Linked DNA regions of Mus musculus: all the other regions are linked to region 2. Evidence: chromatin loops called from intact Hi-C (ENCODE). Cell type or tissue: left cerebral cortex. All regions are shown on one strand. Region 1 overlaps Klf16 (Kruppel-like factor 16). Region 2 holds the start of Gm31298 (a long non-coding RNA gene). Region 3 holds the start of Mknk2 (MAP kinase-interacting serine/threonine kinase 2).

Region 1 (8,000 bases), 58 kb after region 2:
AACCACAAGATGAGGCCTGGTGTTGTGGGGGCCTCCTGAGGACCAGAGAGCTTGGTTGGGCTGGCGGGGACCGGGGCGAGGCCAATAGGGCGGTGGGAGTGGTTTGTGGAGGAAGTTGCCTAGTAGGCCCGCCCCTGTCCAGCAGTAATTGCTGTGTGACTGGCTCTACTCCCTGAGGCCACGCCCCTAGGCGCTCTGCCCTCCCCCTCAGGAATTGAATTTAAGCTAAGTTTGGAATTGCTGCCTGACCTTTCCTACCTCTGTAGAGTATGAGATCGCGAAGCTGCACCCCAGCTTCAGATCCACGGGCTGAAACTAGCTTGGGCCTGATGATTCAAAATTGCAGGTGGCCCAGGGTGTCGGGGAAGGACCTGGAGAAACGTTCTTTCTGTGCGATTTGGACACTGTTGGGAGCACATCTGAGGACCTGTTAAGTTGGTCAGAAGACGACAGAGTGGTGTCCAAAGAGACACAGGCTAGCCAGGGGCATGGTGGCCCAGTGTTTGGGAGGCTAGATTGCCTTCAGTTCTAGGCTAGATGGTGCAGCTACCAAGACCCCACCCTCCCACAGACCTATAGGACTGCGGAATGTAGCTCGATGGGCAGAATACTCCCCCAGCAGGCCCTGGGTTCTGAATACCAGCCAGGTTCGGTGGCCCATGCCTGTCATTCTAGTGGAGGAGATGGAAGCAAGGTGACAAGGAGTGTTGATTAGGGCCACTTGTATAGCTGGACCCATCCCCTGCCCGCGCTCACGTGCTCACTGGTTACTCTTCCTTGTCCAGGTGAGCGGCCCTTTGCCTGCGACTGGCCTGGCTGTGACAAGAAGTTCGCCCGTTCTGATGAGCTGGCCCGCCACCACCGGACGCACACCGGGGAGAAGCGCTTCCCCTGCCCCCTGTGTACCAAGCGGTTCACCCGAAGCGACCACCTGACCAAGCACGCCCGGCGACATCCCGGCTTCCGCCCGGAACTCCTGCGACGACCTGGTGCCCGCAGCGTCTCGCCCAGCGACTCGCTGCCCTGCAGCTTGGCTGGAAGCCCCACACCTAGCCCTGTCCCCAGCCCAGCTCCTGCTGGCTTGTAGAGCCCTGACGTGTCCACCCTGAGTGGCCTCCTTACTGGGCCTCAGCAGGGATTTCTATCAAGGGACACATCTGTCCTCTGGAGAGCCTGTGTCCTGGAGTTCCAGCCCACCTCAAGAAAGCAGCAAGGGGACTGAGAATGGACTTGGGTCACCTGGGGGGCCTGGGAGGTGGCCTCAGGTTCTGTCTGTAAATAGCCATGGTTAACTGTCCTGTCCCCTCTGCAGGGACCCCAAATGGGCAGTTGGCAGGCCCCCCCATCCCTTCCTGCCACCCTCTGCTTTCCCTCCTGGGTGGCGTTGGGCATGAAGCCTACCCCACTCCTTGTCTTCAGCCCCCTAGTCACCCCTCCAGGTTGGGACACAGGTACACAGAGCCATAGGTGACTGGGGCTTCCCATGGGCCCCTACCTGTCCCCACTCCACTGAAAGCCATTGGCGGAAGTTCAGGGAAATGGGGGGGGTGCAGCCTGGCTGACCCCCTTCCATGGGTACTCAAATCTCAGGTGTCCATAGGTTCTGCCCTCAATAAGGGCCCCCCACTCCCAGCCCCAGGGGTACAGGAGACCCACAGTTTTCAGAGAACTTAGGGCTGTGGGGTACAGGTGGGGCACGTGGAGGTGCATCCCCCACATCCCCGCTCACCTTGGGTGTGGTGCTGGGCAGATGGGAAAGAAATTATTTATTGTCCTCTCTGACTGCTGGTGTGGGGGGGCCTGGCTCCCCCTATCTGGGTGTGCATATGTGTGAGAGAGACAGTGGGTGTCTGGTGCCTGGGGCTTAGCCTCCTTACTCCCACTGGGTTAGGGTCCCTGAGTTTGGCCTTTGTGGCATTGCGTCTCAGACAATCTATAGGACCCCTGCGGCCATCGGGCTATGGATACAGGGCTCTGGTCTGCCGTCATGTGCTCCACACTCTCGGGTGTCTGCAGAGGGTGGCCTTGGACTCCAGGATTGGGAACAGGGCGTTCAGCTCCTGGACCTTCTGGGGTAGCTCGGGTTTTTTTTTTTTTTGCACAGGATAGATTTATTTTTTTCAGGCTCTGAGTTCCATGTTCCAGTGGGGGTCCCCTTGTGTGGCCGTCATCCTCAGGGGTGAGTGGGGAAGGTCTCAGGAGAGTCTACAGTAGGATCCTCTACTACTGCAGACTGGATTTCTTTTCTAGAAAGGCAATTAGGGATTGCCACACACACACCAAGAAATTGGGGACACAGAGAAAGTTGAGCTGCCCTGTGTTGGCTGTGGGGGGTTTACTGGCATTCCCATTTGTTCCAGAATCTTCCATCATGAAATGAGGGAGGCTTTGGGTAATGCTACCTTTACCTGAGCCTACATGAGGGAGGTCACCCTTCTGGAGCTGGGCTGAGGGCCCTGGGCCAGCTCCTCTCCTGGGTACTTCCATTTGCCCCTTCTCTTTGGCCACAGAAATGAGATGCCTTAGTTTGCAGGGTGGGTGGGGGGCTGGGGCCAATTCTTTTTGTCTTTTGGATGTATCTTGCTTCATCCCAGCTCCTGCTGGTCTCCTGTCCTTCCTGTAAACAGGGGGAAAGGACTGAGGTTCTTAGGAGTTAACTCCATAAGCAATCAGAGCTTTTCCGTGATGTCCTCCCCCAGCCCCCCAACTTCAGGTTCTGATTGATAACTGGGACTTGGGTCTAACCATTGAAGGGTGATGAACGCAGGGCAGGCAGGACAAGGGTCCTAAGGGATTTATTTGTTCTTTCTGTAGGGGGCACCTCTCCTCCATTCCGCCTGGCCTCTCACCCATATATTTAAATTAAAGAAGCCCTTTTTAAAAACCTGCCCTTCTGTCTGTCTGATTGGTACTCATGATCCCTAGGGTCCCCAGCTACATCCTGGGGGAACTGAGGCAGCCTGCCTATATACTCCAGCTGTGCTAGTACCCTCTGAGGCCCTGGGGGGGGGGGCTGCCTACAGTAGCATGCACAATTCAGTCACCCACGCCTGGTGCAGCTGCGCACCCGCCTGCCCCGTTACCCAGCAACCAGAGCTTGGTGACAGGGTGCCTGGGGGCGTCCGCTTCCCGCCCCCTTCTGGAGCCAGCAGGGGAGGTGGGGGTGGGGACGGACCCCTAGAGCTGCACATAGTGGGAGGAACTAACAAGCTTTAGTCAAAAGGTCCCTCAAGACCTCCCCCACCACGCAAGCCATTCTTGTTATGTCAAGTTGAATGCCTACTGCATATACTCTTAGAATTAGGTTGGTGCAGAATAAGGGGTGTGAGCGGGGATTTAAGAGGCTGAGAGCTTTTATGAACCAATGAGACCTTAAATCCCTGTTTGAGAAAAAGACATCAGATCCCAGAGGTCTGCTGAGCTCTGGGACCTGGAACAACGGGGTGGGGTGGAGTTGAGTCGCCCCATTGCACCTGCTGTGCCAGAGGAGGTGCTGTGCTCCACCTAGTGGCCAACGCTAGAACTGCGAGTATGTTGGCTCAGGGCGGCCACTCCCCTGGTGTAGCCTTCCACCCTGCAGGGTCTCCAAATGGGCTCCTCCTGGAGCGCTTGGGTGGGGCGAACCCCTAGCCTTTGTGCTATTCATACCATCCTGCATAGGTATCCATGAGCCCATTGGCTTCTCCAGCTCCTTCATGGTTCTCTGACCCACTTTGGGGTCCTCTATACTTCCTATCAGATTTTGGCTTCCTTTGGACCAAAAACCATCTTGAATCACCCACCACCTGCAACTCGATCAAGGGGAGGACATCACGGAAAAGCTCCAACTGCTTATGGAGTTAACTCCCAAGGACCTCAGACCTTTCCCCCTGTTTACAGGAAGCACAGGAGACCAGCAGGAGCTGGCATGAAGCAAGATACATCCAAAAGACACAAGAATTTCCAGGGCCGCCTTCGGATGCCCGTGTGCTCCATCTCTGCGCCTGCCATGGTGTCCCCATGCCTTGTCACAGTGTGGTCCTTGTACCATTCAGAGTCTCTGCAGTTTCGTGCTATGCAGTTGAATGGTGAAAGCTTGTTTAGCATGTACGCGGCCCTCAGTTCCACAAATGTGGTTAGCTATCCGCTCCAACAGCAGAACCGCAAATGCTGTTAGCTCCCCAGAACTCTGCCTCTAGTAATTTTTTAACACTTTCGATGGTGCTGGAGACGGAATCCAGAACTTTGCATATATTAAAGAGGGTCTCAACTGCTGGCCACGCCCCCACCGCCTCACTGAGGGATTCTAGAAGGAGCTGCTCCCCCCCACACACACACTATATGCACCAACTACATACTCTTGCCTTTTTCTGCTTTATTGCCCCGACTAATTCCAGAACATTCTTTTATGCCTAAATAAGCTCTTACTCCATAAGCTGTACCCTCCCCTTCCTAGCCATCATTCTTAAGTCTGCACCCCAAGTTCTGGATGTTTTCTGTGGAGTCCCTTACTCCCTTGGCCTTTTGTGTTGGTTCTCTCACCAAACATCTCCACACCAGTGAGTGGTCTCGACTCCTTTGGGAGTCCAACAGCCCTTTCACATGGGTCACTAAGACAGATTTACATTACGATTCATAACAGTAGCAAAGTTACTGTTACAAAGTAGCAATGAAAGACTTTAATGGCTGGTGTCACCACATGAGTAACTACATGTATTAAAGGGTCTCAGTAAGGTGTTGGCAACCACTCTATATTGTCATGTGTCACAGCCATTCTTCAGTTTAGGACTGAGCAAGACTCCCGTGTTCATCATTCATTTGTCAATGCACAGATTGTGAATTGAATTTAAAATTGGCTTCTGTGATTAGTGCTGATATGAACACGCATATTTAAGTTCCTGGGTGGCTGTGTGCTTTTTTTTTTTTTTTTTTTTTCTCGTTTTTCGAGGACAGGGTTTTTCTGTATAGCCCTGGCTGTCCTGGAACTCACTCTGTAGACCAGGCTGGCCTCGAACTCAGAGATCCGCCTGCCTCTGCCTCCCGAGTGCTGGGATCAAAGGCGTGCTCCACCACTGCCCGGCTAGTGGTGTGCTTTTTATCTTTGTTGGTAAGCACCTAAAGGTACTTGGCCAGCTCTGTGGTCTCCCATCTCCATTTCTGAGCTTATTTCAGAGATCCTTCTGAGAAGAGTGTGGCAGAACAACCCCCTTACAGGCCCCTAGTGAGGAATTGGGGGCATGGTCAGGTTGGATCCCCGCCTAGGATTCCAACCTCCTCCCAAAAACAAAACAAAACCAACAAACAAGAAACAAGCCCAACTTGTTCTGGAAGCGCTGTATTGTTCCTTCCTCTGCCTATGTTTCTCTTCATGATCATAAGTGTGGCTAAGGTGGGCACGGCAGGGCTGGGGAGGTGGAGCCACAAGGATCAGAGGTTCAACATCATTTTCACTGCTTAGAATGTTCACAGCAGCCTACCGATAAAAAACCAACAAAACCCCAAACATAATAGCCTAGGGGGTCTGTCATTCTCAGCTACTCAGGAGGCCAGGTAAGATGGTTGAGTTCAAGGCCAAGAAAAGGAAAACACATGTCAAGCCACCATCATTCAGCAGTGATGAGTTGGACAACAGCGCCAGATGCAGAAAGATTTGGATCTTTCTTTCGAACTCCCGGGTGAGTGAGCAGACAGGTGCTGTGCTGCAGGTTGTCTTGCCGGGACACCAGCTCTGGACCTCTGGTCTGACAGAGGTCGGAGATGAGACATACATTATCCTGATAACTATATTCGCAGAGGCTGAGTTATATGTGACAGTACTGAGAAGTAACCATGCCTGGGTCGGCTCCCTTTGCTCTTCTACCGTGCGTGAGAAGCAATCTCTGTACTGTTTCAGGCTCTTTGCCAAATAACTTTGTTGGGAAAAGGCCACATCTGGAACACCTCTTGCTGATCTTGGTGCCCTGCTGCTAGGCTGACTGTATTTCTATAGAGGGACCCTGCCTTGGGGTCACCTACAGCTCCTGCTTTTGGACCCCAAATTACAGCTGCCCTGTCACCGCCCCCTTCAGTTGTTGATAATAGTTGTATAAAGGCACACAGAATATGAAAGTGCACTTAAACCTCATTTCCATGTATAGCTCAGCACCATGAAGCTCATTCGAAGGCTATGCTTCAGCTTCCACCATCCATCTCCATAGCTCCCAATCTGACGCTCTGGCTCCAGTGATTCCAACAATGTCCTGGGGAGTGGGAAGCTGAGGGAGTCCAGAGATGTTGAAAAACATCTTTATTGGTGGGTGGTGGTGTGGCACGACTACAGTCCTGTCACACAAGAGGCAGAGGCAGGCAGGTCTTTGTGAGGTTTAGGCCAGCCTGGTCTACAGAGTGAGTTCCAGGATATCTAGGGCCACACAGAGAAACTGTGTCTCAGAAAAACAAACAAGCCAGGTGTGGTAGCACACGCCTTTAATCCCAGCACTTGGGAGGCAGAGGCAGGCAGGTTTCTGAGTTCGAGGCCAGCCTGGTCTAGAGTGAGTTCCAGGACAGCCAGGGTGATACAGAGAAACCCTGTCTTGAAAAAACAAAACAAAACAAACAAACAAAAAAAACCCCAGAAAAACAAAACAAAACCAGCTTTTATTTATTTTAAAATACCAGTTTCCAGGTAACCCAGGTTGGCCCTGAGTTCTCTGTGTAACTGAGAATGATCTGAGTCAATCTCTCACCTCTATTTCCACTGTACTGAGACTATAGGTGTGTTCCCACCTCTGTCTCCACTGTACTGAGACTATAGGTGTGTTCCCACCTCTGTCTCCACTGTACTGAGATTACAGGTGTGCTCCCACCTCGACCTCCACTGGACTGAGACTATAGGTGTACACCACCAGAATTGCTTTTGAGGCTGTGTAATAACCCAGGGCCTATGTCATATGTTCGTCATGCACCAGTGCTTATCCAGGTGACTTCTCTCTGTGAGAATTGTTAAATGCTGGTAGAATACCCTTCCAAAATTGCATGTGTTGGCTCAAGTCTGTAATCCTAGGATCCCAGAGGCTGAGGCAGATGGATTTTATAGATTTGAAAATGAGATGAGCCTGGAGTGCAGAAGGAGAATCTTTTAAAATAAACACCAAATAAATTGATTAAAAATTTAAAAAGCAGGCGGCCATGGTGACTCAGGCCTGTAATCTTAGCATTTAGGAAAACTGTCAGAAGTCCAAGATCAGTCTAGGCTACAGTGCCAGACCCTGTCCAGACAAACAGAAAGAGGGGTTCTGGGGATGTTGCTCAGTGACTGGAGTAACTGTCTAGCAAGCACAAGGCTTTGCGTTTCATCTCCAGCACTGTGTAATGGGCAAGTCCATCCAGTCTGTGTTACATGAGACCTTACCTCAATCAAAAGCAAAACAGAAAAGCGGTTGGGGAGAGGGCTCAGTGGGTTAGAAAGCTGTGCACAGGTCTCAGGACCTGAGTTCTAATCCCCAGCACCCATTTAAAGCTGGGTATGACCAGGTGAGTGCCACCCTAGGCTTTGGGGTGGAGGCAAGCAGATGCTGGGAGCTTGCTAGCCAGCCTGCCCAGCTGAAGTACTTCAGTGAAGAAGCCTGTCTTAAAGGAAAGAAAATGGAAGACTAAACAAAGGGGTGGGAAGCTGTATGCTCCTCTAACCTCTGCATGCGGGTGCACAGTGTCGCCTCCCTCCAAACACCCCAGAACAAAGCAAAAACAAAAAAACAAAAAAACAAAAAAAAAAAAATCAAATATATTTCCAGAGTGTAGCTTAGTTGGAGTGCCCTTGTCTAGTGTATGTATCTAGGCACGGCAAAAAGAAAAAAGAAATGCCCCACTGATACCCCTCGTGGTTAGGTGACTATTTGAGCATCAATTAGGTAGGTTTCTCAGGATAGGCACCTCAGCCAATTAAGACCCTGGCTAGAGAGTTGGCTCAGTGGTGAAGAGCACTTACAGCAATTGGAGACTTGGGTTCGGTTCCCAGTACTCACATGACCGTTCATAACCAT
Region 2 (8,000 bases):
TCCTGGCAAGGCCTGCCCTGTGTTCCTGCTTCCCATGCCCCTCCCCTAACCTGTATACACACCTGAAGACCCTACAAGGCCTAAGCCTAAGCTACGGGTTACTTTAGCTGCCCCAGGAGTACCTTCAATTTTTCCCACGGTAACCCCAGGAGAACATGCACAGATCAAATCCCAGGAACCAAGATGTTCAATGCCATCCTCAGATACATGGAGGTCAGCCCAGGCTACCTGGGACACCACATCAATAACCTACAGTAGAGTCAAGGACAGTTTCCCTGGGTGTTGTGCCACAAACCTATGCCCCAGCATTCAGGACGCTGAAGGAGGCATGAGTTTAGGGGCCAGCCTGGTCTATATGGTGAGTTTAGGACCAGCCTTGGCTACAGAAGTTGTAAACACCCCCCCCCTTTTTTTTTTTTTTGGTTTTTCGAGACAGGGTTTCTCTGAGTAGACCTGGCTGTCCTGGAACTCACTTTGTAGACCAGTCTGGTCTCGAACTCAGAAATCCGCCTGCCTCTGCTTCCCAAGTGCTGGGACTAAAGGCGTGCACCACCACTGCCTGGCTGTAATTCTATTTCAAAAAACAAATCAGGTCTGCTGGGCTGGAGAGATGGCTCAGCGGTTAAGAGAACTGACTGTTCTTCCAAAGGTCCTGAGTTCAAATCCCAGCAACCACATGGTGGCTCACAACCATCCATAATGAGATCTGATGCCCTCTCCTGGTGTGTCTGAAAACAGCTACAGTGTACTTACATATTAACAATAAAATCTTAAAAACAAAACAAAACAAAAATAACCAGGCTGCTGAGTTTCGCCATGGCAATCTGACAACCTGTATCAAATGTGGAAGGAGGAGCCTGGTCCAGGCCAGCCAGGCTACACAACACAGAGCCCTTGTGTCAAAACCAAAAGTGCAAGGAGAGAAACAACCTCCCAAAGTTGCCCTGACTTCCATAGGCACCCATCCACGTATACACCTGAGCTACAACACAAGATCCTACATCAAAAGAGCCAGGCTCGGTGACCACCGCACTCAGGACCCACAGCAGGAGGATCTAGTGTTCAAGACCATCTTAAGCCCTTGTCTCACAAATCTAAAGTTAAAAAGAGCAAGATGGGGTTTCTTCCCACCTGGGAGTCAGTGGGTGGTGCCCTGGCTGGAGACTCACACCTATAGGCCTCCCTCTGGCACAGACAGTTCAACGTCCTTTAGTCCCCTGGTTTCCGGCTTTCACTACAGATTCAATGTGAGGTTGCATGCTGCCACTGGACTCTGACCCATGTCAGAGACTCTGGAAGATCTGTCTTTTAACAGGATGTGACCTCAATCTGTCTTGCCCTGGTGACACTGAGCTATTCCGAGGGGCAAGGGTGTGATAAGAGGCCCAGGGCAACCTGAAAGTCTGCTCCTTCAGGAGGGGAATGGAGGCTAACCAGAAAGAATGGCCCCTTGACCACTAGGTCCTAAGTGAGATCAATTTCCAAGTCTCTTTCAGAGCAGCAAGGATGGGGAGCTACCCATAACACCTAGCCTCTGATGGGAGCGCCCAAAGATGTGGCCTGGGATGGTAGTGAGCAGAGGGCGGGAATGCCAAGCATCATGCTGTCCTCATGCTGTCACCAGGTACTAGGGGAGTCCCCTCAGGACTGGGGACCAGGGCCTGCTCCTCTGCCATGTTTGTGTATGGACATAAATATACAGCCAGAGGACAGATCTGACAGCTGTGGGTCCCAGGCGTGGCTCTTTGACTGCCACCTGTTCTGAGTGTTCTGTGCCCTCTCTGCCCAGAACGGAGCCTCTTGGTGACAGTGCAGTGTATGGTGCAGAGCACAGAGAGACGGAGTCCATAGAGTCTGATGGTCCCATAGGCCTAGGGAACCTGTCCCACCACCCAAGGGTAAGCAGCCAGAGTGTCTCCTCAGGTGACCAGGTATGTTTCTGCATTTCAGGAGCTGAGTGGAGACCTGCTGAGGTTCCCCAACACCACACACCTTGAGATCAAGACACCTCCCAGGGACCAGGATGGGGACAACTTTGACCCACTGAGGTCAGAGCAATTCATGGGCAGGTTCCCACACAAGCACTACTGCCCAGCTCTGAATGTAACAGGTGACAGGGAGTGGATAGGATAGCAAAGGCATAGATGTGTCCTAACCCACAGGGCCATGCAAGATGGGCTTCCTCAGAGTGCAGCCATCCTGGCCTTCACCAGCATATCCTCTGGCCCCAGGGTTACTAACATCAGGTGGTCCTCCTCTATGGAACAGGTTATCCCTCTATAAAAGGTGCTATGGCCACCTCATGGACACCATACCACACAAGCCCCAGATTAAGGGTCTTCTCAGCTCACCAGCTCTCAGCTAAGTGCATAGACAACTCTGTGAGCTTCATGCCTATGGCTGTGCCAACATCAACTAACAGGCTCTCAGGCAAAGACTGCCCAGGGCACTGACTGGCAAGTTGATATCCAGCCTACAAGGACAGAGCTTGGGTCCAGCAAGAGCATGTACACCAAGGCCCTGGACAACAGATGTGTGGGGGAACCTGAATAAAGTCCTACCCACTTCTCCACCATGATGTAGCTCCAGGCTAGGGCTCTTTCACATGGCCCCATTTGTCCCCCAGATAACAAGAAAGCCACTGCCTGTCCTATGCCATCTTGACACCAAAGGCTACACTACAGGACACTTAATCCTACTTTTCCTCACTCCTCCCACCTGGCTTACCACACAGGCGAGAGCAGGGCCTCACCAGCCCCCAGCTGCTGTGGGTGGAAAGGGCCTAGGTGGTGCATCTCAGCAGAAAGAAGTCACACAGAATAAAAACTATCCACCATGCAGCACAGTATCTGTCCTGCCACTGAGTGAATACACATCTCTGCACAAGCATCCCTCATTCGTAAGCTCCCCAGGAACACAAATGGTCTCCTGCATTTATCTGGCACACCGCCATTTGTCCCAATTCTCAAATGGGCATGCTGGCTTCCTCAAAGATGCGGATGGGCTTGTGGGAGCAGTTCAACTACCAAACATCTTACCTACATCCTCTGCCAGAGGCAGTGACTGTATGATTACAGAAAAGCCACAACAATCCCATGATACTACAAACCATGGTGGACAGCACTGGCTGCCTGGCCTCTTGGATGTGACCACTCCAAGGTAAAATCAAAGCAGAAGAGAGGCCACCTCTCCTGAGCAAGCAGGCCCAGGAGTAAGATGCATGCAGACACTACATCTCACCCCACTAGCTTGCAGCAGGCCCTGGAGCCTAGGCTGGCTTTAGAGCATCTAGATCTGGCCCTCCCTGGGGTCCTCAGTGCTCTGCTCAGTCCATCTAGTTCCCCCCATGTCCCCTGGCTCCCAGGGTATGAGCAGGGCTCAGCCTTTGTAGGAAGGGTGGGGAATGAGCAGTGTTAGTTCAGGCCTGGGAGACACATGGCAGGCAGACAGGCACTGCATCCCTGTGATCTGGGGGTTGGGAAAGGAACCCACCAGCCAGTACCACACACCTCTGGTGCAGAGAGAGACCCGCAGACACCATTTTCCTCTACACCCAAGCAAATCCCCCGGGGCAGCCGAGGGGCCCAGACAGTGTTCACCCTAGCACCTGACTTGGTTAACACAATCTCTGTAGGCTGCTGGGGTTTCTCCTACACCAACAAGGCCTTTGTGCCTTCCACCCACCAGCTCCCACAGTCCCCCTAGACAAAGATCCCCATCTGCCTCCAGAGCCCTGAGGGATGAGCCGGAGAGGATACAGACAGGTCTCCACCTACACACCACCTCCCAGACTGCTTCCTGCAAACTGCCATTAGGAGGCCACCAAGATGAAAACCATCTGGCCCCAACTTATAAGTCCAGGACACTACAAACACCGCTCTCTGCAGACATTCTTTCTAATTCCATCTCTTATTGAAAAAGTCACAGTCACCCGTGCACAAAGTTGAGGCAGAGGGGGACCAGCAGGGGATCCGGCAGCCTGCTCAGACATCTCACCCCTCCCGCCTTGAACCGTGTGTTTCCGGAAAACAAAGCCGGTGGCCAGAGCGGAAGGGGGAGGGCGCAGGCAGCTGGGCCTAGAGTTCCCAAGCAGCTCTCAGCAACAGGTCCTCTTCCACCTAGACAGGACCCTCTGTCCCTGTCCCTAAGACCCCCAGCTCTTCTCCCTCAACAAACCATCAGGTCCACAAACAGTAAAGAGTCAGCATCAGGAAGAAGTGCTGGGAGTGTGGACGGACAGGGAGCCGAGTCCAGATGGCAGGAGGCCTGGTGACCAGGTGTTTAGAGGGATCTAGGGACAAGAAAGGGACATCGGGGGACACGGAGAAAAACGTGGGAGGGGGTTGCAGGTGAGCTGAACACCTAGGAAGGAGACACAGGAAACTTGGAAGTCAGAGCGCAGGAACAAGAATGGGGTCAAAGTGAGATGGAACACTGAGGCAGAATGCGGGGTCTCGGGGGAGGGTGACCGGAAGTGGGGACGCCTGGGTGTCGCAGGTGAGCTGAGCACCCAGGAAACAGTGCCCATTCGAATTCAGGGACCAGAGAGCCAGAGCAAAGGTGGGGTCAGGGACAGTGAGGGATACTGAGGCAGGGTGACCGGAAGTGGGGGTCGCCGGGTGCAGAAACCCAGTCAGGAAACGCAGGGTGCACACCATGCTCGACCCGGTGCGGAGTGGGGTTATCCGGGGTCAGTGGGAGTCACGGGGTCCCGACGCGGCGGGGGTGGGGCACGGCCGACCCTGCGCGCGCAACATTACCTGCGCCCCGCCTGGGGCCCGCGGGCGGCGGTGGCCGAGCTCAGCAGCGCGGCGTCCCCCGCTCCGGGCCCCGCGCACGTTCGCGCTCCGGCTCGGGCCCCCGCTCCGGCTCCCGCGCTACCGGGGCCGGCCTCGGCATGTTCGGCGGAGAGGGCCGGGCTCCGCCGCTCCGCCGCGCCCGCTCCGCGGAGCCCCCGCGCGCCTTACGCCGCCAGCGTCCGCCAGCGGGGGGCGGCGGCCTCCGCGCTCCACTGCGCAGTCGCAACCCGAGCCGCGAGAGGCGTGCGCGTTCTACGTCACAGCGCGGGGCGTGGCCTTAAGGAACGGAACGCGGCTTTACGACAGTGTGGGTACGGTATTGGAGGGGAGCGCGGCGCTTTACGACGGTCGGAGCTGTGGCTCTGAGGCGAAGGTGAAGTTTTACGACAGTGTGAAGGCGTGGCTTGAAGATGAGCGCGGTATTTTAACCACAAGGTAGGGGAGTGGCCTAGAGGCAAGTTGAGCGCTTTACGATGGTTGTGGGAGTGGCCTGCTGGTAGGGCGTAGCTTTACCACAATAGGGTGTAGGTGGGAAGAGGGGAGCGAAGCTTTATCAAAACGTAGGGGCGTGACCGAGAAGTGGACACGCCATTTTGCGACGGCGCCTGTTGGTAAGGATTCGCCGCGCTACGGCCGCCGCGCTTTGCGGACAAGCCGAGGCCGCTGGTCTGCAGGTCCCGCGGGACACCAGAGACTGATGACTACGGGAGCGTACCTGAGCTGTTTATAGGACCAGCAGCGGACCCACCCTTGTGGGGGCGGGGCTTACGCAATCCGCCTGGCAGCACCCTTTCGTTGCCATGGAGACGCGTGGCGGTCTCCCGGGCGCCAACCCACAACCATGTCTGTGACGTCACTGTCTCGCCACCTGACGTCACGGTGGGCGTTATAGAGGGGCGTGATCTCCGTGGTGGTTGAGGTTGGCGCTGGATCCGGAAGTTGTTTCCATAAAAGAAGATACTATTCTAAAATTAATGGTCCGCACCGCAGCAAAATGTCGCTTTTGGTTAGCGGCAAGTGGTCAGAGTCAGCACTGCCTGTCTCGGTTTTAATTCTTTAAAATTTTATTTTGATTTTTTTTTTAATTTTAGAGACAGCCCTACTATGTCGTTAAGGCTGCCCCCCAACTCTTCGTAATCCCTTTTGCCTCATTCATCAAGTGCTAGGATGACAGACATGACCCCCTCATCCTTAGTTTTTTTCTTCGTTCTTTTGCACGGCCATATCTTCCCAGATGCCAGAACCTCTGGGGTCCCAATCCTGCAGCAGGTCACCTGGGGCCAAATGGCAGCTCCCCTGCCAGCCTCCTGCGCCTAGCACAGGCTTTGCTTCCAACTGGCACTCAGTCGGTGCATCTTTCAACCTGCTTGTTCATGCATCACGATAATAAAGGCGGGGGGGGGGGTGGCGGCTAAGCAGGGTCCCTGTGTGAGTCCTGTGCTGCCCAAGACCCTGATGTAAGGAGGCTGGCCCCATGAACCTTGCAGCCTCTGCGGTGGACATATTATGTTGAAGGCGACAAATCTAGTTATAAATCCTCAGTCTCCGAGACTAAAAACGATGAACTATCCAGGGACTCCTCAGACCTGGGGGAGGGGAGCCCAAGTGTCAGATGATGGCATGGGTGGTGAAGTCCCAGAGAATAAATTGCTTTGGCCAGGTAGCCCCTGGAAAGGCCAGACCCCATCTTCTCCCTCATCACTTAGGGCTTAGAAGAAAAATAAAAAGCAAGGGGTGATTATGGTATCCACCGGGAAAGCTGAATGTGAAGCTTTTAAGTAGCTGAGCACACCTCCAGAAGTTGCTGGCTGTAGAGAAGTCCAACTGCAGCCTCTTTTCCCTTTCTTGCTACAACATGATTCTCTCCTGAGCTGTGGTGTGATGGTGTGTGTCTCCTCTCAAGTCTGTGTTCCGGGAGTCAGAGCAGGAGTGTGCACACGGTACTCAACCGATGTGCAATGACTGCTTGAATGAATCAGTTAATGAACACAGTCTCACAGATGTTGGAGAAGTCAAACTTTTCGTTCTGCAGACATCATGACCTTACTTTATCCCCCTACTCTTCAGGAACTCCTCCTTGGATGGGCGGGTTGGTAACTTACGTCTTCAAACCAGCGAGTGGCTGTGGAGCTGAAAGTATACAGGAGTTGAGGCCGGGATTAGAGCCGGTCCAGGCAGTAACAACACATGTGACTGTAGACCAATCGCCCTCTCTGGTCCTCAACTGTCTTCCTCTAACTTTAAGTTAATGGCAAGACCTGTGGGTACATGGTGGGAATCCAAGAGTAAATGAAACACTGCGAGCTATCTTCCCAACTAGGTACAAGAGACTGTTCTTGGCAGGGCAGTCCCTGCAGAACTTGGACCAGCCCCAGGTTGCCTGCTGCAGGCTGGGGAGTCTCGGTTTCCCTCATTTAAGACTCCCTTCTATGTTCCGATATAGACACTGAAGGTTTCGAGAAAGACTATGGATTCATCTAACAACACCCTGTTCCCATGCTTCTAAGTGGCGGATACTACGACCTCCCAATGTCAGCTGTAGTGGGGTGGAGTGTCCTCAAACCATTTCAGGGCTGCAGCTAAGGGAGTGGTATGAGCTCAAGTGGGGTGGGGAAGGAGCAAGATGGGTGAAACCACAGTTCTTGCTTTTGTGAAGCAGTGAGGGCCAGTGGGGTAACAGGGAGAAAGAAGGGGACACCTGAAGGAGGAGCTTTTGCAGTACCCAGCTCCTGGACCTCAGGACCACCCAACCTACCTTATTGGCCCAACACAATCCAATCAGATCCTCCCCTGGGATAATTTAGCCTGACCCCTTTGCCCACTCTGATTGGCCAACCCTGAGCGGATGATCCTCCCCTGACAACCATGAGGTTGTCCGGAATCCACATCTAGTCAAGTTGGAGCCCATAGACTGTAATCTCACACTGACTAGCCTGGGCTACAGAGGCCGCGTCACAAAGTCTTTTAAATGGCAGAAAGAGCCAGTGAAGTCAGCTGGAACTATTCCTGCTTATGTGCAGCTTCGATCAGGCTGCTGGCTCAGTTGCTTCTCTGAAATGCTGGCGTTTTCTCCCGTTCTTCCTGCACCTACACTGTTTGCTTGGGCTTGAGTTTGTTTTGATTGGCACTGTGCAGGTCCACATTGGCCTGAGACACACTTTCTGTGGCCCAGGGTGAGGTTTAGTTTGTGACAATTCACCA
Region 3 (8,000 bases), 51 kb before region 2:
ATTCCTGTCACCCCAGAGTAGCGATGGTTGGGGCCATGGGAAGCTTGACTCTAGATGAGAGCTAAGCAAAGACCCTGTCTCAAAACAAAACAAAACAAAACAAAAGGTTCTGGGGGCGTGGTCAGAGGTGGAGCCCCTGTCGGGGAGGAGCCACTGCATAAAAATCCCCCCCCCCCCCCCCCCCGTGAAGGGCTTTAGGGCGTGGCTCAACAATGAGTTCTGCCTTAGCAGGTGGAAAGGTCTGGGTTCTATTCCTAACCCGCTGGCAAGGAAGGAGAGAGACAGGAGGAGCCAGCCTGCTAGGAATTGGGCCAAGCGGGAAGCTGAGGCTGTTGGCCTGGGGCCCCACCTCACTTCCTGTTTTTCTTCCCTCTGTAAGATCTCCCTAAGATTCTGCTTGAACCTACAGCTCTGGTGGTCCCAGTTGGGCCTAACACCTTGGACAGTCCTAAGCCCTTTCCAAGGTTGGCCACGTCCCCTGGGAACCTGGGGTTGGGGGTAAGCTTAGGACCACCTTTCCTGACTGTCCTGGCCATGTCTATCCTTCACTCGGGCTAGACCAACCCCTCACCTGGCCAGCCAAGCCTAGTCTGTAAAGACAGAGGAAACAGAGGGTATCACACGGGCTTCCTGCAGGCATCCCTTGCCAAAGAGCCAGTGACATCCTCCTGGGGCAGAGGCTGAGCCAGTAGGGGAAGTCAGGCCTTCCTGTCACCCCAGCTCCCAACCCCCACGCTGGGAGGCCTCTGAGAGTCCCACACCGCTGGGAGCCTAGCTTGTAAACAGGCGGCTGGAGGGAGAGACTTGACAGCAGGTTGGCAGCTTGCCTGGGCACGGCAGGGCAGGGTTGAGTGAGCAGCTCCCAGTCCCTGCCTGGTGCCTATAGGGTGAACATCCCCTTCCTGTTCCTACTGGCTGCCCTTTTGAGATAAAAGTGTGGTAAAAGGCGGCTCCCTCTGAGCAGCCATGTAGACTCCAGGTGGCCATTTGCAAGTTGGAAGACGTACTTGGCTGTCAGACTCACAGAACTTTTTGCACAGGGTGTGTGCAGTGCAGGGGCCACACATCCCAGTTCTGAAGGTTTAGCCTCGTGACTGGTAAGGACTCCAGGAAGAAGTAACCCGTGTCAAGTACAGCTTCCTATCCCGTGAGCTTCCCCTGTTTCCCTATTTCTAACAGGGCTCCTGGAGGCAGTCTCAGGACAGGTCTGGATTAGGGCACAGAACTCACACCTTAACGAGGGCTTTGTAATTTGGCTTTTCTTCCCAGCATTTGAACTAAGTTGCAGGAAACAAAATAGATTAGAGCTATTTGCTGCCATCAGTGTGAACGGCTGACCCAGGTGGGCCACGCTTGAATGTGGGTGTCATGTTTTATTTGAATTGTTAGCCTGAGATAGGATCTGGCTAGGTAGCCCCAAACTACAGAGACATGCTGGCCCCCGTGGACACACACACACATGCTACAGCTAGCCACAGGTAGAAGCTATTTCTCTTACATGTGTCCCAGGAATGGGCTCAGGCTATAATTGGTGGCAAACTCCTTTAACAGCTGAGTAGAGACCCTTGTTTGAGTCTGCCAGGAATTGATCCCTGACTGCCTTGAGCTGAAGTTCTATCCCCTGCCCAAATCTGTCCAGGTAATGAACCTTGTACAGGCATGACAATCTGAATTAGAGACAAACATTTCTGCCAATGCAATCACTAATGACGACAATGAGGCTCGGGAGTCAGACAGATGACTCATAAGTTAAGCCAAACTGTTACTCTTACAGAGAACCCAGGGTACAGCCCAGCACCCACATCAGGCATCGTGTAATTTCACCTCTCTTCTGACTTTCCAGGCACCTGTATGCATAAGGCACACACACTCACACGGACGAGGACCTGTGTGAGTGCACACAAACACACAAAGAGCTGCTTGAGGTTCATGAGGCTCCAGCCTCAGTAGAGGGTGGTGGTAAAAACTTGTAGACAAACTACCCTGAAGAGGGAAAACAACCTCTTTGTGCACGGAAGCAGCCGAGGCAGCAGGCACAACGCGGTCTGACTGTATCCGAACCTGAATCGGGGATCCTAGCCCCTTCTTGTCCCAGCTATCCCCACCGAGGGCTGCAAAGGACCCAAGAGGTTCAAGAAGGGTTCATCACGGATTGCAGAGCTGGAGCACAGGACAAGGGCATCAGTATTCAGTAAAATTAGGGCTGGCTTGCCCTCCTTCGGCAGCTGAACGCGGCACCCGGCTCAAGGACAGGGAGCAGAACCTGCAGCGCGCAAGCCAGCGGGCCAACTGTGACACAGGAGAAGGCGGCCTCACGGCCCAAACTGAAGCCTTCAGTACCCTTCTGCGCAGGCGCAGGCGACTCCGGAGGCTGGTCACCAGCCTCTCCACACAGTCCTCTCCCACCCCCCAGCCAGGTCACGCGGCTGCAGTCGAGTATCTTTTCACGCTCCGCCCCCACCGTGGGAGTGCGCAGGCGCGCTTGAAGCTTCGCGCCCCACTTCCCTCGGAATCTCCCCTTCCCCCTGCCAGCTCGAAGTGCGCAGCCGTGTTTGGAGTCGCCAACACGGTCGCTGCGCAGCTCCACTCCGCTCCCCGCTAAGCTCCGCCCCTTAAACGGGAGCGCGCAGCCGTATTCTGCATTCCCCGGCGTGCTCTTCTCGCTGCGGCCTTCGACGCTCCTGGAAGCTCCGCCTCCTCTGTTCCCTGAGAAAGGCGGAGACTGGTGCGGAGGGGCGGGGTAACTTCGGGACCGCGCCTATAAAGGTGGCCGCGCCGGCCGCGCGCGCGGCTCCTCTCGGCGGCAGCGGCCCAGTGGAGGGGTCCGTGGTGGCGGTGGTGGCGGCGGTGGCGGCGGCGGCGGCGGCGACGGCGGCGGCGGCGGCGGCGGCAGCAGCAGCGGTGGCTGTGGCGGCGCTGTTCCCCGCGCAGTCCTCGGAGCGGGGTCCGGGCTGTGCTAGGTGAGGTGACGGCGCTGCGACCCCGGCCGGTGTCCGACCCCGGTGAGCGCGGCGCCAAGGGCGACATTCTCCGAGGGAGGAAGGAAGCCCGAGTCAGGCGCGGGAGCTCCGCCGAGCCCCGGCCGCCTCCGCCCGGCCGAGCGCCTCTCTCAGCCTCGGTCCTTTGTCTCCTCCGCCCGCAGGGTCGCCTCCCAAGCCGCCCCCCGGGCCCCGCGTCCCCTCCCCCGCTGGTGGGGCCCGGACTGAAGATGGTGCAGAAGAGAACAGCCGAACTTCAGGGCTTCCACCGTTCGTTCAAGGTGAGGGGTCCTGTCCGGGGGTCCCATTGCAGTGACGGGTGCGACGGATAAGCAGAGCCTACTCGGGAGGCTGGTGCAGGGCTTGGGAGGGGTGCTTGCATTGGACTTTTGTGCTGGAGGTGGTGGGGGTCAGCAGGCCGCAGCCCTGTCCCCATCCTCCTAGTAGCTCTCTCTTCTAGGACCCTCAACCCCCACCCCCAGGCTTGTGATTGGTGGCTCTGTGTCCCTTGCAGTTAGCCCGATCACAGTCGTCTGTTTCTGTGTGTGATCCTAGGCAAATCGAGTGTTTCTGTTCCTTGCAACTTCCAGGCCTGTCTTGTGCTGGTTGGGAGAGTCAGTAAGCTGCAGCCTTGCTTCTAGCTGCCTACTAACTCTTCATGAACTGCCCCAGGCTCCCCTGTGATCTGTGGCTGTGTCCCTAGCAGTTTCTCAGCCCGGGCTTTCCTACCTCTGTATGTGGTCTCTGATGGACTTTACATTTGTTTCCTGCAGTGTGTGCTTGTTGCAGGCTACAACCTGTCCCCGGCTGCCTAGTAGCTCTTTCTTTCAGGACCCACTCCCACCACTGATTGGTGGCTCTATGTCCCTCGCCATCAGCCTGATCTCAGTCTTGTGCTCCCCACCCACTTTCTGTATGTGATCCCACACTTTCTGTGTCCCCCAGGTTGGCCTTGTTCTGGATGAAAGCACGTCAGCAGGTCCTAGCTCTCTCTTTTGTGAGCTCCCCTAGGTTGGCTTGTGGTCAGTGGCTGGATGTTCCTTGCAGTCTCTCAGCCCCGTCTCCCCTACTTCTGTGTATATAGTTCCAGGGAAACCCTGTATCTGTCCACTGTAGTCTCAAGCTGGCCTGTGCGGTTGGTTGGGATCAGAGGGGATGAAGCCTTGTTGGGGAAACCCTTTGGCACATGGGTATGCTTTGCCCCACTGCAACCTCCACACTTGGTGGTGGCCTGTGGAGACCTTCCCTCAAGACACCCCAGGCCCAAAGTGTTATTTCTTATCAGAACAGGAAGTTTCTGTAGTGTTATTAATGGTGGCTGATTGAGTCTTACCTTAGATGAGTATATCTGGGGGTGGTGAAGGTGGGCAGGGTGCTAGGCAGAGCCCCCTACTTGGGGCCTGGCCTAAAGGACGCAGTGATGTCAGCCTGCCCACCCCACCCAGAAGGCTGGATTATGTAATGGCTTCCTGGGGCAGGGACCTGTTGCCCTGTAGAGAAGGCAAGAGTGTGTATGTGTGTGCCTGCACCCCTGTGGGAGGGGCATGCAGATAGGGAAGAATTCCCAGGCCTGTCCAGCCAGTGCCCCTGGCCAACTGCCCCACCCCTGCCTCAAATGCCTGTTATCCTTGGCCAGCTTGATTTGGGGCTGAGCAGGAACGAGAGATGGACCCAAGAATGTCACCTACAGTGGGTTTTTTTTTTTTGCCCTCCTGGGGCTTTGCTTGAGCCTAGAGGGTCAGCAAGGCTGCCAAAGCAAACCCTGGCTTTCTAGATGGTTCGAGCCGCCTCCTGCCAGGCCTGCTGACTCAAGGCCCTCAGCCAGACCCAGGGGAGGCTGGCTGGACCAGACTGGACTGCCCACACAGCACTTGGGACTGCAAGCTGCCCTCTGCGTGGCCACTGTGGGGCTCTGCACTGAGCTGGGACTGTGGGGAGCTGGCTGTTAGGCAGCCTTGTAGGTGGCCAGGGACTGGTACCTCAACTCCCTCCTGGGACCCCACCCTATGAGGCTGCTTCTGGAAGCCAGGCTACTGCTGCTCAGGTAGCCTCAGTCTGCAGCTAGTCAGATAGCACACACACCCGCCAGGCCGCCTGCTTTATTACCTGGGTTTCTGGTTTTCTTTCTGGAGTTTTAAGAGGTACTGGTGATGGAGTCTGGGGCCTCATGCCTGCCAGACAGGTGCTCTATGAACTCAGCTAGAGCCCAGCCCTGTTTTCCTGTCTTTAATGTGCAAGCTGGAAGACTGTAAGCTAGCGCTTGGGGATCTCCCTGAAAGGTGTGCTCCAGCCAGCCAATCCCTGTGCTAGGTTCTGGCTGTCCCATGTGTCCCAGTCTTCAGCTAGGGGGACAGTGACTATAATGTCAGAGGTTCTACTGGACCCCTGTCACCCTTGTAAGGTTCCCAGAGCTGGGGACAGCCCTTCCCTGTCTCTCATGACAGTATACTTAGAGGAAGGTCACCAGGCTGTGGTCATGGAGCAGGTGCCCTGGCTAGCCTTTGGTCTCAAACCTGGTTTACCTCCCCTTCTGTAGCTCACCAATCCCCCACCTTGTGTGGTGCAGGTTGATGCCCGGGCCTTGCAGGCAGCGAGTTTTATCAGAGCACTGGGGTTGTGTGCCCTGTTCCCCATGACCTGCTAGTGTGCCCCTTTTGTGCCAGTCTCCTAGTGGCGATTCTCTGTTCTGGGAGCAGAACAGCTTATAAGGTGTACCAATGTTGCTCTCTGGCTGTGTGCTGCTGGTCTCCAGGTATCTGGCCCCTTCTGCTGTAGCCCCTTGGGGTCTCCCTAGGGTTCTGTCGAGAGACTTTTCTCCCAGATAACCCTCTTGTCAGCCCCTCCCACTGTGGATATTAAGAAAGGGGTGATTTAAACCACGTTCCCCACACCCACCTGCAGCCCATGCCTTGTTCTCTGGGTAGGTTATTCCCTCTAAAGCTAGAGTTTGCCTCAGTCTCCCAGCTTGCGCACTACACCGAGGTGCCAGCAGCAGCCATCATGAGGACGTGTTTTGTTTCAGCATGCTCCTGTTCAAACCAGGTTTCTCTGGCCTTTAGCTCCCACCTCTCCTGAGCAGTCTTAAGGTCTTCCACATATCTGGCAGCTAGGTCCTTTGGTGTCTTACTTGAACTATAAGTATGAATTTGAACCCTGGCTGCCCAGAGAAGGACCTTTAGACATTGCAGGTTATGGACTGGGCATAGCCCTGTACACTCATACCATTGGGTGCCTTGTCTGTGAGCCCCTTACCAGTGGCTACGTGTACCAAATTGGTGGCCCCTGGAGTAGGCAGTCCTCCAGAGATAGAGGCTTTGGATACACAGAGCAAATTGAAAGGGTCCCTGCCCCTGACCTCCAGAGCCTTTCCACAGTCAGGTACCGCATTTACATTCCCTGAGAGGTTGCAACATAGGGAGGAGAAATGGTGTTCTCCCTTGCTACAGGGAAACTGAGGCCCAAAAGCCAAGGGTGTGGCCCTGAGATAACCTAGGAGGCTGTGGGAAAACAAGCTGGCAGCCCTGCCCCAGGCTCTCCTGCCAATGTCCCCACCTTTGATCCCACGCCTGTCCCTTAGGCCAGCCCTCAGTCAGCTGGCTGGACAAGCGTTCCCATGCTACCCATGAACAGATGAGGTGGGCCATGTGGTTTAGACTTCCTGTCAGTCAGCCCCAGGCTGGAGAGAAAGGTCACGTTCCCCAGTCAGGAGACAGGATCCCTTGGTGTGGTGGGCATGACTGGGTCGTTCTCTGTGGGGTGTCTCTGGCCTCCTCCTACCCCATACTAGTAACAGAAGCAGGTGACAGCCACATGGCCCACTGTCTCCTAGTAAAACCCCTGAGTCGGTATTCTATGGACTCCAAGGGACTCTGCCTCCCTTCCACAGTTCTGTGCCACTGAGGCTCTGAGACACTCCTGTGATGCCTCCGTGCTGGGTGAGGAGCAGCCGTAGCCTGCTGCAGCCTGTGTGCCTGTAGGGCGGCCAGCTGCTCTTGGTCTCAGCACTGTGACGGGGTGATCATTTATACAGGTTGCTGCACATTTGGGGCATTCTGGCAGAACCACCCTGAACATGTTCCCCTTCAACAGGGGCAGAATCCTTTCGAGTTGGCCTTCTCCTTAGACCTCGCCCAGCACAGGGACTCTGACTTCAGCCCACAGTGTGAAGCCCGACCTGGTGAGCCCCCAGGAGGTGGACAGGACATGGGGTCTCTGGGGAAGTAGGCTAAGGCAGACTACATACCATCTGGGTCTCTCTTCTCTACAGACATGCCTTCCAGCCAGCCCATTGACATCCCAGATGCCAAGAAGAGAGGCCGGAAAAAGAAGCGCTGTCGGGCTACTGACAGCTTCTCAGGCAGGTTCGAAGGTGAGCTGCAGAGAGCTGCCAGCTCCTCTGGGGAAGGGACGCTGGGCTATAGTCCCTTACCTCTCCACTCGCATTCCAGATGTCTATCAGCTGCAGGAGGATGTGCTGGGGGAAGGTGCTCACGCTCGTGTGCAGACCTGTGTCAATCTCATCACCAACCAGGAATATGCTGTCAAGGTAAGCTGGGGTCTGCCCCCAGAGGCCAGTGGCCTTTGAGTCCTCAGATGACAGCCTCAGAAAACCAGTGTCTAAAAATGGCCCTAAGACTTGTGACTGGCCACCTTGGGAATCCAGGTCAGACCTAGAGTCATAGAAAGGCACAATGACAGCTGGCCCTTGATCACTCCATGTTCTGGAGGCTAGCAAGCCCTAGCGTGGCTATCAAGAACTGGAAACTTATGTCAGAGACCATGCTGGCCCACCTGTCCCTAAGGCTGGGCCTCTGCCTCTAAGGGTGACTGGCCTAACTAAGGCTTACAAACCGATGCAGGTCCCCAAGAGAATCCTGTGTGCCTTTGCCACTCCTGTATATACCTAGAGCCTTGCCAGGCCCTGATGTAGCCTCCTGACCCTGTAGGGCCAACCAGTCACCCTCATGACCAGGGAAGCCTGGTGCCTGTCAGGGTGAGGCTGCCGCTCTGGATAGTGGCTTC

What was found. A loop is a pair of places that touch in the nucleus more often than their neighbours do. Peaks named below come from ENCODE experiments on the same cell type or tissue, not always from the same donor. Only the 100,000 strongest peaks of a DNase experiment are listed, where the experiment ranks them.
Region 1: a loop joins it to region 2, with 3 times the contacts of the local background. A loop is called at or near these places in 13 of 42 quality-filtered maps.
Region 3: it touches region 2 in a loop (5-fold over the local background); 15 of 42 quality-filtered maps call a loop at or near these places.

Annotation. Positions count from the first base shown.
Region 1 is chr10:80,562,008-80,570,007 of GRCm38, reverse strand. Klf16 (Kruppel-like factor 16) reads left to right here. Exons shown (of 2, transcript NM_078477.2): 2 at 786-2,887. The coding sequence ends at 1,087. It also overlaps a transcript of Rexo1 not described here. Among named protein-coding and RNA genes, the nearest start is that of Rexo1, 4.4 kb to the right of the region's middle. In left cerebral cortex, a CTCF peak has its summit at 3,515 (motif pointing left); DNase peaks (open chromatin) are centred at 150, 3,105 and 3,482; H3K4me3 peaks cover 1,383 bases; H3K27ac peaks cover 3,715 bases.
Region 2 is chr10:80,619,711-80,627,710 of GRCm38, reverse strand. Gm31298 (a long non-coding RNA gene) reads left to right here and starts at 4,964. Exons shown (of 3, transcript XR_871877.3): 1 at 4,964-5,234. It also overlaps a transcript of Csnk1g2 not described here. In left cerebral cortex, CTCF peaks have their summits at 724 (motif pointing left), 3,821 and 5,836; DNase peaks (open chromatin) are centred at 5,559, 6,038, 6,383, 6,631 and 5 more places; H3K4me3 peaks cover 3,477 bases; H3K27ac peaks cover 3,506 bases.
Region 3 is chr10:80,671,083-80,679,082 of GRCm38, reverse strand. It overlaps Mknk2 (MAP kinase-interacting serine/threonine kinase 2), which reads left to right and starts at 2,790. Exons shown (of 14, transcript NM_021462.4): 1 at 2,790-3,002; 2 at 3,143-3,259; 3 at 7,068-7,155; 4 at 7,246-7,347; 5 at 7,427-7,524. The coding sequence starts at 3,209. In left cerebral cortex, no CTCF peak of the experiment used is centred here; DNase peaks (open chromatin) are centred at 3,342, 3,530, 4,389, 4,977 and 3 more places; H3K4me3 peaks cover 3,899 bases; H3K27ac peaks cover 5,307 bases.